Linked DNA regions of Homo sapiens: region 1 is linked to region 2. A link is an interaction called in ENCODE POLR2A ChIA-PET data of the cell type or tissue named here. Cell type or tissue: MCF 10A. All regions are shown on one strand. Links, peaks and the distances in the headings refer to the core of each region. The heading gives the core; the rest is flanking DNA. Region 1 overlaps MIR100HG (mir-100-let-7a-2-mir-125b-1 cluster host gene). Region 2 overlaps MIR100HG (mir-100-let-7a-2-mir-125b-1 cluster host gene).

Evidence for each region. Peaks named below come from ENCODE experiments on the same cell type or tissue, not always from the same donor. Only the 100,000 strongest peaks of a DNase experiment are listed, where the experiment ranks them.
Region 1: POLR2A ChIA-PET joins it to region 2 with 6 read pairs; 6 of 35 experiments call an interaction of 5 or more read pairs at or near these places.

The regions. Positions count from the first base shown.
Region 1 is chr11:122,091,398-122,096,785 of GRCh38, reverse strand. It overlaps MIR100HG (mir-100-let-7a-2-mir-125b-1 cluster host gene), which reads left to right. Exons shown (of 5, transcript NR_137179.1): 5 at 5,046-5,388. Among named protein-coding and RNA genes, the nearest start is that of MIR125B1, 5.8 kb to the left of the region's middle. In MCF 10A, for the core only: no CTCF peak of the experiment used is centred there; a DNase peak (open chromatin) is centred at 2,865.
Region 2 is chr11:122,186,585-122,191,972 of GRCh38, reverse strand. All of the region lies in intron 2 of MIR100HG (mir-100-let-7a-2-mir-125b-1 cluster host gene), which reads left to right. Among named protein-coding and RNA genes, the nearest start is that of MIR100, 37 kb to the right of the region's middle. In MCF 10A, for the core only: no CTCF peak of the experiment used is centred there; a DNase peak (open chromatin) is centred at 2,562.

The sequences.
Region 1 (5,388 bases), core at 162-5,161, 95 kb after region 2:
GGAAGGTATTGGAAGACTAGTGACTGTATTTAGTACCGGCTTTATATTTTACGATGTTCTTTCTCTTCATTCGCTGTAATGGGGTGTGGAGGGAAACGGTGAGACCGCAGTGAGAATGATGAACGGTTCATTTTTCCTCTTTCTCTCCTTGTACCTGCCAGATTATTTAAGAATTTCAGCTGCCAAATTATACGAATGCCATTTATTTACGTGACTGGTGTTGGTCTGTTGATTAATGTCTAATGTTTTTCTAATTTCAGACTTTAATTTACCGAAAATTCCTAATGAAAAAGGCTCTTAAGCCAGAAACCAATTGCCTCTTATCGGTTATCCCCAACTGTAGATCTTCTATGAGAAAGTGGGGAAGTGAATGTAAAATTTTATTCACTACAAACTGAGTTCTTTGTTCCTTTATTAAGTCAAAATTTCTCCAGGAAAATTTCATATTTTTATGAAACAGCAAGTTTTATGTTCTTTATTGTTAAACTCTCACAACTGATAAAATTATCCCGAAATGACATAACCAAAATGCTTCTCCTCTCATTAGTCTACCATGACTATGATATCTTATGTAAATATGTGACTAACAAAAAAAAAATGAATGGGCCATAAATACTGAGGACCATATTTGCGTGTTTCCAAAGTGAGGGGTTCTGCGTCCTATCAAGGAGATGTAAACTACTGACTACACTACCGATGATGCTGGCTTTTTGCTCCATTGCCTTTTCAAGTCTTCAACGTAAAAGAGCAATCGCAGTTCGGTTTCACATGTATTGTTCTATAATCCAGGCAATAAATGCTAATTAGTAATGCTCAAGGATCCGACCATTCAGAGTAATTATCATAATTTACTTCTTCCTTGTTAAAGACATTCCTTGCTGATTAGAAAAAAAAAAAAAAAATTAAATCGTCGTTTTACCATTGCACTGCAGTGGAAATGCACTAGAGAGATGTTCAAGGTATAGTAACACTGTTGCGGTTGCATTCCAAGTCACCGACCTGTGCCTCTTAGCTTATTACGAATGGAATTGCCACTTAATTTCTAAGAAGAAATTCATTTAAATGCATAAAGTTTGGCATGTAGACCAGGAATATATGATTTTATTTTACAAACCCCAGGGCTCCACCTTCCCGGCCCACCCTCTTTCTAAAACCACTTACTGAGCAGAACAAAGGAAACAGCTAACTATAGAGGCATCATTAAGTGTGAACTGCAACAGCATGATAAAGTATGTGATATGACAACATATTTTATTGCACAAAAGTGCAGATAATTAAATAATTCTATAGTAACCCTGACTAATTAGCCGAAAGATCTTGAAGGAGGAATCAAGAAAATGGATCCAATCACCTTGAATAATATGCTTCGTTCTCCAAGATCACAAATTTATTTTGGTTATTTGATGATTGATTAACTCATATAGAAAGATGAGGACAAAAGCCTGTTTCTCAAAGCAGAGCTTTGATCTGGTGTCCTCTTTAGGACAAATTAATCCTATGTTTTAGAAGTGCTGAATTTAATGTAGGGCTTTCTGTTTTCAGTCAAAGATATAACCTGCCATTCTGTTGAACATTTCTCTATTATCGAGTGATCTAAGAAATTATCAACCCTTAGCTTCTTATATCGCTGCCTCAAAATATAGATGTAGCCTCGTTCACATTTTCTAATGAGTCTCCTGTTTAAGTTTGTTTCTTATTGCTTGAAGCAAATAAATATCATGGGCACAGAAGGAAGAGAATAAATAACCGTGCTGAATATTATGTATGGTGAAACCCTCCCCCCTTCCTTTATCAAGGTAATATTCCTAGTGTTCATTGTTCATTGGTCCTTTAAGAGAGAGCTTTAGCTTTTACTTGAGGGTTGTAAGCACATTAGAGGAATAATTCCCTTTGGATACTATACAGAAGGAGCCACCTGCAAAATGTTGATGCTGTTATTGAAGTCTCAAGTGGAATCAGCTTTCAAAAAATTAGATATTAGATACATCCGATATAATTTGCAATGTGTAATTATACTAATGTGCATATAGTTGTCTGTTGCTTTACATGTTGCCTACTTGAGTTTTTTTCTTTTCTTGTGCATTTCTCATCATTGAAATGGTTCCTGAGTAGAATCTTTTTAAAATAAGCTTATTTTAAAAAAATTCTTTGTTAATTAATATAGGGATACGAGGACTCTACGATCTGTGTTCTTATGCAAGAATAAATATGTGCGACCTAGATGTTGGAAATTAATTATCTCTGAAAGGGTTATCATTGTGGACACTTGCTTAATTTGTAAAATATTTGCTACTCTTGATTGATTTAGTCTTTTTCTGACTTTAGACAACTTGAAGTAATTGAGAATATTAGTTCCTTTGTTGGAATAACAAAATAGAATGCCAGGGAAATGACCTTAGGCAGAGATAATAATTTTAATTTAACCAAAGTAATCAAAACAATAACAATAATCAGCAATTTCTTTTATTGTTTTTCACTGTTTTGCATGGCACATGTTGAATACTGAAACTCTGCCTTAGGTTATTTGTGCACTAACATCAACTTCCCTTTTAACGTCTTGACATGATGTCCAAGGTCTACTGATGGCCCCACTGGAGAGCCTCCTTCCAGGGAACTGATCCCTGAAGATCTACCTATTAAGGAATAGCCCAGTCAGAGCAACAGCGAGTTGGCTGGTCAGCCTGGTAGTTGGCTCAGTAGGTGAAGAGGCTCTTGATGCAAATTTGGAGAATCATTACCATCAGGTCACAGAAGGACCCCGGGCAAGGCAATACAAGGGTCTCGATTTATGCTTATGTGTTTGGGAGACAAAAAGGATTCCAAGGGAGGCTTATATTGAGATACAAGATATGACTCATTGCAATTGAGTAGGCATAGAGCCCAAAGAAAGCTGATTTGTAGAACAGTTGACTCATAGTAGACACCTAGAATATGGTCATTCACATATTTATACTATCTGTTTCTCAAAATTTGTTTTAATGATGGAGTCCCTATTAGAAAGAGACATTTTGCGTGATGTATAGCTACCTAATACCAAAGCAATACAAGGTTTACTTTTCACCTGCTCATGTATTCAAGGATTTGCCATCATTAGATATCCAAATGAGCCATAAAAAATTGTGCAAAATGTTATTCCTTAATACATAATATTTTAATTTATTAAAAAATGAGTTTTACAAATGAGTATCAAAAGCTTAGCACCCCATCATCCCTGTCAATGTTCACAAAATAATAAATTCTAAAATCTTTAAGATGTATATTTAATTACTCATCCAAGATCAGTTATTGCATGCTTAATCAGAAAAATACCTATTAACGTTTAACACTTAGTTACTTTACAGATTAAAAAACATATTATACCTGCCATCTAGGGAGCCAGCATCCTCGGTGTATCAAAAGTGTTTAGGGCAGAAAGCAGTGATGTGTCATAGTGTACCCCTTTTGGTGTGCCTGACTTATTAGACATCTTCATTGTGTAAGCATGATGAAGAGGCTGATGATAAGGTCTTCAGTTAAAGAAACATCTACCTGAGAAGTATATTTTATTCATAACAACTTTTATAAAAAAAGAGAAACATTAATAACAACTCTTCTCAAATACCCTTATCTTTAAAATGCATGGGTTGGATTAGTTGGGCTCTAAATTCTTTTACAGCTTTAAGAATTTTTGAAGGTATTCTAAAGTATGGAGGCATAGGAACAACTCCAGAACCGGTGGATCTGGAGCTCATTTGTTCCAACAGTCGTCCTTCAAAGTTATATTTGATTCCACCTCCACGTTCTGTATTTACTAACATATTTTGCGTTGATGCTAAAACAGTAAGGACTGGAGTTCACTTTCAGGAAGGGGCAGTAGCAGAAAAGAAGAACAGCTGAAGAATGAAAAAAGCTACACAGTGGGAGAAGCAAATTCTTGATCTGAGTTCTAAGCCCATTTCTCTCAATTAACATTAACATAGAAGAAACCCCGACAAGCACCTGCCTTTCTATTTTAAGACTATATTCTTTAGGCCTGCCTTCATTTAATTTCTTGCAGTATGGTTCGTTTTTTTCCATTGGATTAACTCCTTTGAGTTTCACGTTTTTCCTTCCACTTGATTCATTTGAGTCATCTTAATATTCCTCTCAGAAGCCTACAATAGTTACAGTAACACATCATACTTCCCAAATTAAATCTTAACGTGTTCAAAGCCACCTGGAAATTGCCCTACCCCATTTTCTAAAACCACTCAGAATGTGTAATCTCTTCTTGAATTAAGTGAGCCTGCTTTCTCTGGCTTCTAAGTCATTGAATATGCTCCAGGATATGCTTTTCCTTTCTGCATAATCTGTCCCCCCACCTCTTCTACACTTTGAAAACCTTCTTCTTTATTTCTCTCCTTCCCTCCATCCTTCTCGGTTTTTCTCCTTTCCCCCTTCCTCTCTCTTTTTCTTTCTTTTCTTTCTTTCTCTCTTTCTTTCCTTCCTTTCTTTTTCGTTCTTCTTTTTCCTTCTTCCTTCCTTCATTCCTTCCTTCCATCTTTCCGTCTTTCCCTCTTTCTTTTTTTTTTCTTTTTTTCTTTCCATACCATGTTCTGTGCCATGCGCTGGGAATACAAAGACAAATACAAGGAATTGACAACACCTAACAATTCTAGTGACTTCATTCAGCCCTGCATTCCTAAGCAGTTATGTACCCACAGCTATCTTACTTTGTTTTCACTCCTTGGATTTATTTGAATCTGTCCTCAATGTCATGTGTTCTTTTGTTCTTTCCCTATGTGTCCCATTTTAGTAAGTTCCCTGTTGGATAAACCTGAAGCTTTTCTTACACAGCATTTTCTCCCAGAGCCATTAGAGTGGTGTCTCACACACACTCAGGCAATGCCATTGCTGACTGATTCTTTAGCAAGGGGAACAATGTAAAACAACAGCATTTTTCTAGTGATGCAGCATTTCATCTCTAGTGAGACTTAGCATGGTCCCCAAAGTATCATTACATTTATTTATTATTATTAAAGAGTCAATGTGATAACTTTCTGTGACATGTTCTGTTATTTTTTTAGTTGTGTTGATGTTCCTTTCAGCTGGTCCTATAGTACCCCTCCTCAGGAATGTCTCCCCAGTGCAAGGACAAAGACTGAAGAGACTGCTATATTGATGGACTCTCAAGCCAACTATGAAGTTGAAACAAAGAAAGTGATCACCTGAAGACACCTCCTCTGCTAAGAAACACCCCCAAATTGTGCAGCTTCTGCCACTAGAACTCTCAGAACAAGAGACAATCTTTTCAAGAAACAGAAAAACTCAATAATGACATCTAGATTTTCATGAGCCAAGAACTTTCCCTTCCTCATGTGTATTCCTCTGTTTGTACTTAAATTCATGTGACATTCATTTTTTTCCTAG
Region 2 (5,388 bases), core at 255-5,254:
TTTTCAAAGACTATGGGTGAAATACTAAAATGTAATTGACACAGTGTGTTCAGGCATGCAGTGTAAATGATCCTTCACTCCACGTGCTCCATCAGTTCTAGACAGCCCTTGGCCATCTTGTGGGAAGAAACCCCTGCTTTGTCTCCCTCGTTCCCACTGATACCAACACTGAGCTGATCATTATAGAGGAGAGTGACGCCAGTGCTTTTCCATGTGGCTGTGAACGTGGCCCTGAAAAGCATCAAAAGAAACATTAGAGATTTGTCACTCACTCTTGCTTAATGATGAATTCAAGGAAGCTGAAAGTGGAGGCCCATCACTCCCAGCTATGGGCTTGAAGTTATGGCCAGTTGGTAGTCCTCTTTCTCCATCCATTACTGCATCCACCTGGACCTAACTGTTCTAAGAGCTACCTTTCTAAAACTTATGTAAGGAAAGAGAGCATGACTCTTTTCTTGGAATATGAAGTCTATGAGATATCAATACAAATTCTACAAAATAAGGAGGTATTCTAAGGTCAAACAAGTTTAAGAAATCCTGAATATGTCCCCACTGGACATTCAAAATGTACATCAGCATAGTTAAGGCTGTAAAATAAAAATAATACAATAAAGTAAAACATTTGCTTTCCCAGTGATTTGACTTTAGAACTGTTTTATTTAGTAATACTCATTAACACCTTGAATACTTCTTGCTTCTAGTTTATAAGAAGATAATGTTCTTACAGAAGTCTCAGTAAATAGTCCTCTTGAAGGCTGAAGTCCATGCTTTAGACTGAAAAAAAGTTGAACGTAGCTTGGATAAATCTTATAACTGAGGAATACATGCTTACCATCCAAAGGTTCTTTTTAATAGCCAATTATTTATTAAATTGGGGGTTTGCCGGGGAGGTGGGAGGTGAAATAAGCAATCAGCATTCGAGCCCATTCCTTATTCAGAAAAAATTTTTTTCTCTTCTATTACTGGCTAGATCTCATGGAAAATCCCTTGAAAATGCTGAAATGAACTTTTCCTCTCCCTCTCTTCTGGCTGTTTGCCTTTTTTTCATAAAGAATGAGTGTAGATTTGATCTGTAACTATTATAGTTTATATTTGATGGGACCCTATGGAAAACTACTAGCCAAGAGAAAGAGTAATCACTAGTAGTTTTAACTGTAATCACAGAGAAATCCTTCCCTGTCCTTCAACCTTTCCATGGCTCTGTAATTGTGAGCCGTATCTTTCATAGGACGTTTCCCATAGGTGCTAAGATCATATTTTCTCTCCATATAGGTTCTCCAAAGTATCTTTTTTTTTCTACCCACAAAAATAGACAGGGAGTCAGGCAATGGGATCAACTCTATTCATCATACATATCATTTTATACCTCTCCAAGGAAGCTTTTCTTGATCAATTTTCTTCTCTAATCACTGCTTCTCCCAGCATTTCTTCTGAATCTATTTAATGCGTAGGATATTATTTTACCTATGGTGTCACAATACTTTGCAACTGATCTTAGTTTATTCATCTGTGTGTTTTCTCTGTCAACTAGAATTTAAAGTTCATTGGAGGCAGGTACAATATATTTAATTTTTTCATACTATCTTCAAAGTCTTACATGCAGTAAGACTTGTACAGAGTTTTATACATAGTGGGCATTTGCTTATTTGAATTAAAAATAATCTACGTGGAATGAATGTCAGGACATCTACTCATCTCCTAGGTTTTCTATCGATATGACTGGAACGTGAACATTGGAGTCCTCCTGACCTGAGCTCAAATCCTAGGCCAAAAACATCAGTAATCTTTGTGCTCTTAATCAAGCTACTCTTCTTCTCTGAGTTTCCATTTTCTCATATCCACAATGGAGATCTTGTATCTACCTTTTCCTAAAAGACTGTATGAGGAATAGTTAGAAGTTTAAGTTCTGATGTCAGACAGTTCTGATTTGAAAGCCCTCTCTGCTACTTGCTACCTCATATTGAAAAAATTGGTTAACCTCTGATGAGCCTCATTTTCCTCATCTGTGAGTTAGGATCCATAATAGGATTTATGTCATGAACTTGTTTGGATTAAATGAAATAATGCAAGGAAAACTTAGAATGGTACCTGATACCTAGCAAGCATTCAATTAATGTTAACTGCTGCTGTTGAAGAGTACCTAGAATACCTGATGCTGGTGGGCTCAAATAAACCATAGTTCTTTCTCCTACTAATTCCCATCTTTAAATCCATTGCCATGGCAGATGCACTTTGCAAATCTGTTGGCTAAATGCGTAACTTTCATTGCAGGAATGGCATTCTGCCTGTTTTGCCTATCTTAAATGGCACAAAATTCTTCTGAAGGAAAAGACTTTCTCAGGAAGATAATCCATATCTGGATTGAAAAGAGCTTATGTTTTTAAAGTGTGGGTTGGAGACATTTTTTAATTGAACGCAGCCATTTTTTATCATGTTGATTTCCTCAGGATATGAATCAGAGAGAAAGAACTGAAGTCTTGTCTCAGGAAGAAAGAGGGCAGGCAGAGGATTTTTCACTGGTAAGGCAACTTGCACACTTGTCCTTTTCATAGTGAGTCATGATCTATGATACATTTCATAGCAATGTCTATGAGTTTCCAATTCTGGAATTAGACATGCCAGCCAAATAAGGGAGGGAGAAGAGAATAGACTTTTAATCCACCTCATTGCCATTCAGAGTTCTAGAAGCGGAGCTTCAAGAAAAGGAGTATTCTAGCACCCACTTTTAGTCTTATCTTTAAACACATTGAGAAAGAGAATTAGCTAATTACTTTCCAAATGCTTCCAGCAGAGCAATTCCACGGGGTTTTTTTTCCCCCAATAACTAGCTCTAGTGTTCCAGAAAAATCAGTCTCCCTAATCTCTTTCCAAATCTTTTTTTTTTTTTTTCCTCTATGACTTGAGGCTAACTTTTCTTTTTCTTTGTTTTCATACTGGCTGACCTAAGCTCTTCTTAAAATGACGCCATGAATTTTTTAAAGTTATTAGGCCTACCTTCCCTAGTTTTTTTTTTTCTAATGAAGGAAACTTAACTCTCTTTAAAAGCTCTCTTATATCCAATTTTTTTACACTTCAAGTCACTTTGGACTGATGTTCTAAGGATGTTTCCCAGCTATTCTAGTAATGAATAAAAAACACCAATGGTTTGTTACCATTGGTCCTTCACATCCATGGATTTCACATCTGGGGATTCAATTAACTCTGGATCAAAAACATTTGGAAAAAAAAAGGATTGTTGTGTCTGTACTGCACACCTACAGATTATTTTCTTGTAATTCCCTAAACAATAAAATATAACAATTATTCACATAGTATTTACATTTTATTAGATATCATATGTAATCTAGAGATGATTTAAAGTATACAGGAGGATGTGCATAGGTTACATGCAAATACTAGACATTTTATATAAAGGACTTGAGCATCTGCAGATTTTGGTATTGGCAGGGGATCCTGGAACCAATTCTTCATGGATGCCACGTGATGACAGTATATGCACTTGGGTATCCCCAGGACTTGGTGCTACTCAGAGTATATTATAGGTGCTTAAAATGGTGACTGAATAAATATGACCTTATATTTCTATAGCTTTTAATGCTTTATGGAAAACTTCAATTTCCTTAAAAAGTCCTGTCTGCAGTTGTCTTATTTTCACCTTTTCCACCACCCAAAATAACCTTACCTTTGGTTATAAAGTCAGTAAGTTTTACAGTGGAGACCAGAACTTGGTCTCCAGTTCCCAGCCACACAAGTTTATTGCCTTAACCTGAACATTTGCTAAAGTGGTGGTGCTAGTGTTTTGAAAAATGTAGACCTCCCAAACTCAACCTTGTACTCATATAATGAAGAGAATAACAAGAGTGCAGACCAGTTCTACTATGTCTTTGTTTTGGGAATATATCTGAACATCATGTTATTTTTAAATTGTAAAATGTGACTTGTTCATACTTAGCTTTTATTCTTCTCTGAGCTTGAGCTCCAATTCTCACTGCCTTTTCTACAAGCTCATCATTTTTTCACATGGTATCTCTACATTGTGTTATGGTATGAAATATTAATAGCCCACAATAGGGCACTTTTAATCTCTTCAACACCAAGATATAGGACATCTTGGTGCCTTGATTAAATAGTGCGTGGTCAGTGTGAGGACCTTGATTCTCCTCCTGGTGAAATTCTTTCTGTCACAAGATTTCTTCAATGTAAAAATCAACAATCATTACTATTCCTTTCATTACTTCACTGGAGTTCGAAGTCAGCCAAAGAAAGATATTAAATAATCAGGGAGACAGGGTCTCTTGCATTGAACTCCTTAAAGGCAGGGACTATGTCAGAAATTTATGCCGAGCGCCGTGACTCACGCCTGTAATCCCAGCACTTTGAGAAGCCAAGGTGGGTGGATTGCTTGAGGTCAGGAGTTCAAGACCAGCCCAACCAACATGGTGAAACCCTGTTTCTACTAAAAAAAAAAAAAAAAAGCCCAGCATGGTGGTGCATGCCTGTAATCCCAGCTACTTAGGAGGCTGAGGCGGGGGAATCGCTTGAACCTGGGAGGCGGAGTTGCAGTGAGCTGAGATTGCACCACTGCCTTCCAGCCTGGGTGACAGAGCAAGACTCTGTCTCAAAAAAAAAAAAAAAGAAAAAAGAAAAGAAAAGAAACTTATGTAGCCCCATCCCCTAATCCAGGGTCTGGCACAGAGCAGGTACTTAATACATTATTAATTACAATTGAATTGACATCTATAAGAAAATTCAAGAAATCTGAGCCTTGTGACTTTGTCCATAATGATGTGGCCTTAGCTAAGACTCTGAGCTTCTGTTTTGTCATCGGTTAAATGGGATCTCTGTCTACCTTTAATGGGAATGTGAGAGTCCTAGGAAATTTGACCTTAAGGAATATTTGTTTTAGACTTCATAGACTAGATGGAGTTCTAGTTTTTAAGTGAATAATTTACAGACTAACGGGCTTTACATGAATAATCAAAGCAAAGGGGCTCTTGGTGACCTACTTGTGAATTAATATTTTTAATTAGTAAGTCATTTTTGACAAATTCACACAACCCTCGATATCTGTTTGTTTGATTTCCTTTAATTCACTTTCCATTATGGTCAACTTTACTATTGAAATGAAATCATCAACTTGAAGATATGTTGAGAAATGGTGTTACAGTCTGGGTTCATAAATCTTAACAGGAAGAACCTGGAGCCAAGCAGCTCAGAGCATTATGAAATCAGTTAATTCAGGCTTCTGGAATATGTGAGCAGTCTACCACTTTCTCATTAATCTGAGGCAGAATGCCCAGAAAGAGTATTTCGCAAAGGTTAGTGCAAAAGAGAAGTCTGTTGAGTCATTGTTGGGTGTTGGATAACAGAGCAAATTTATTGCATTAA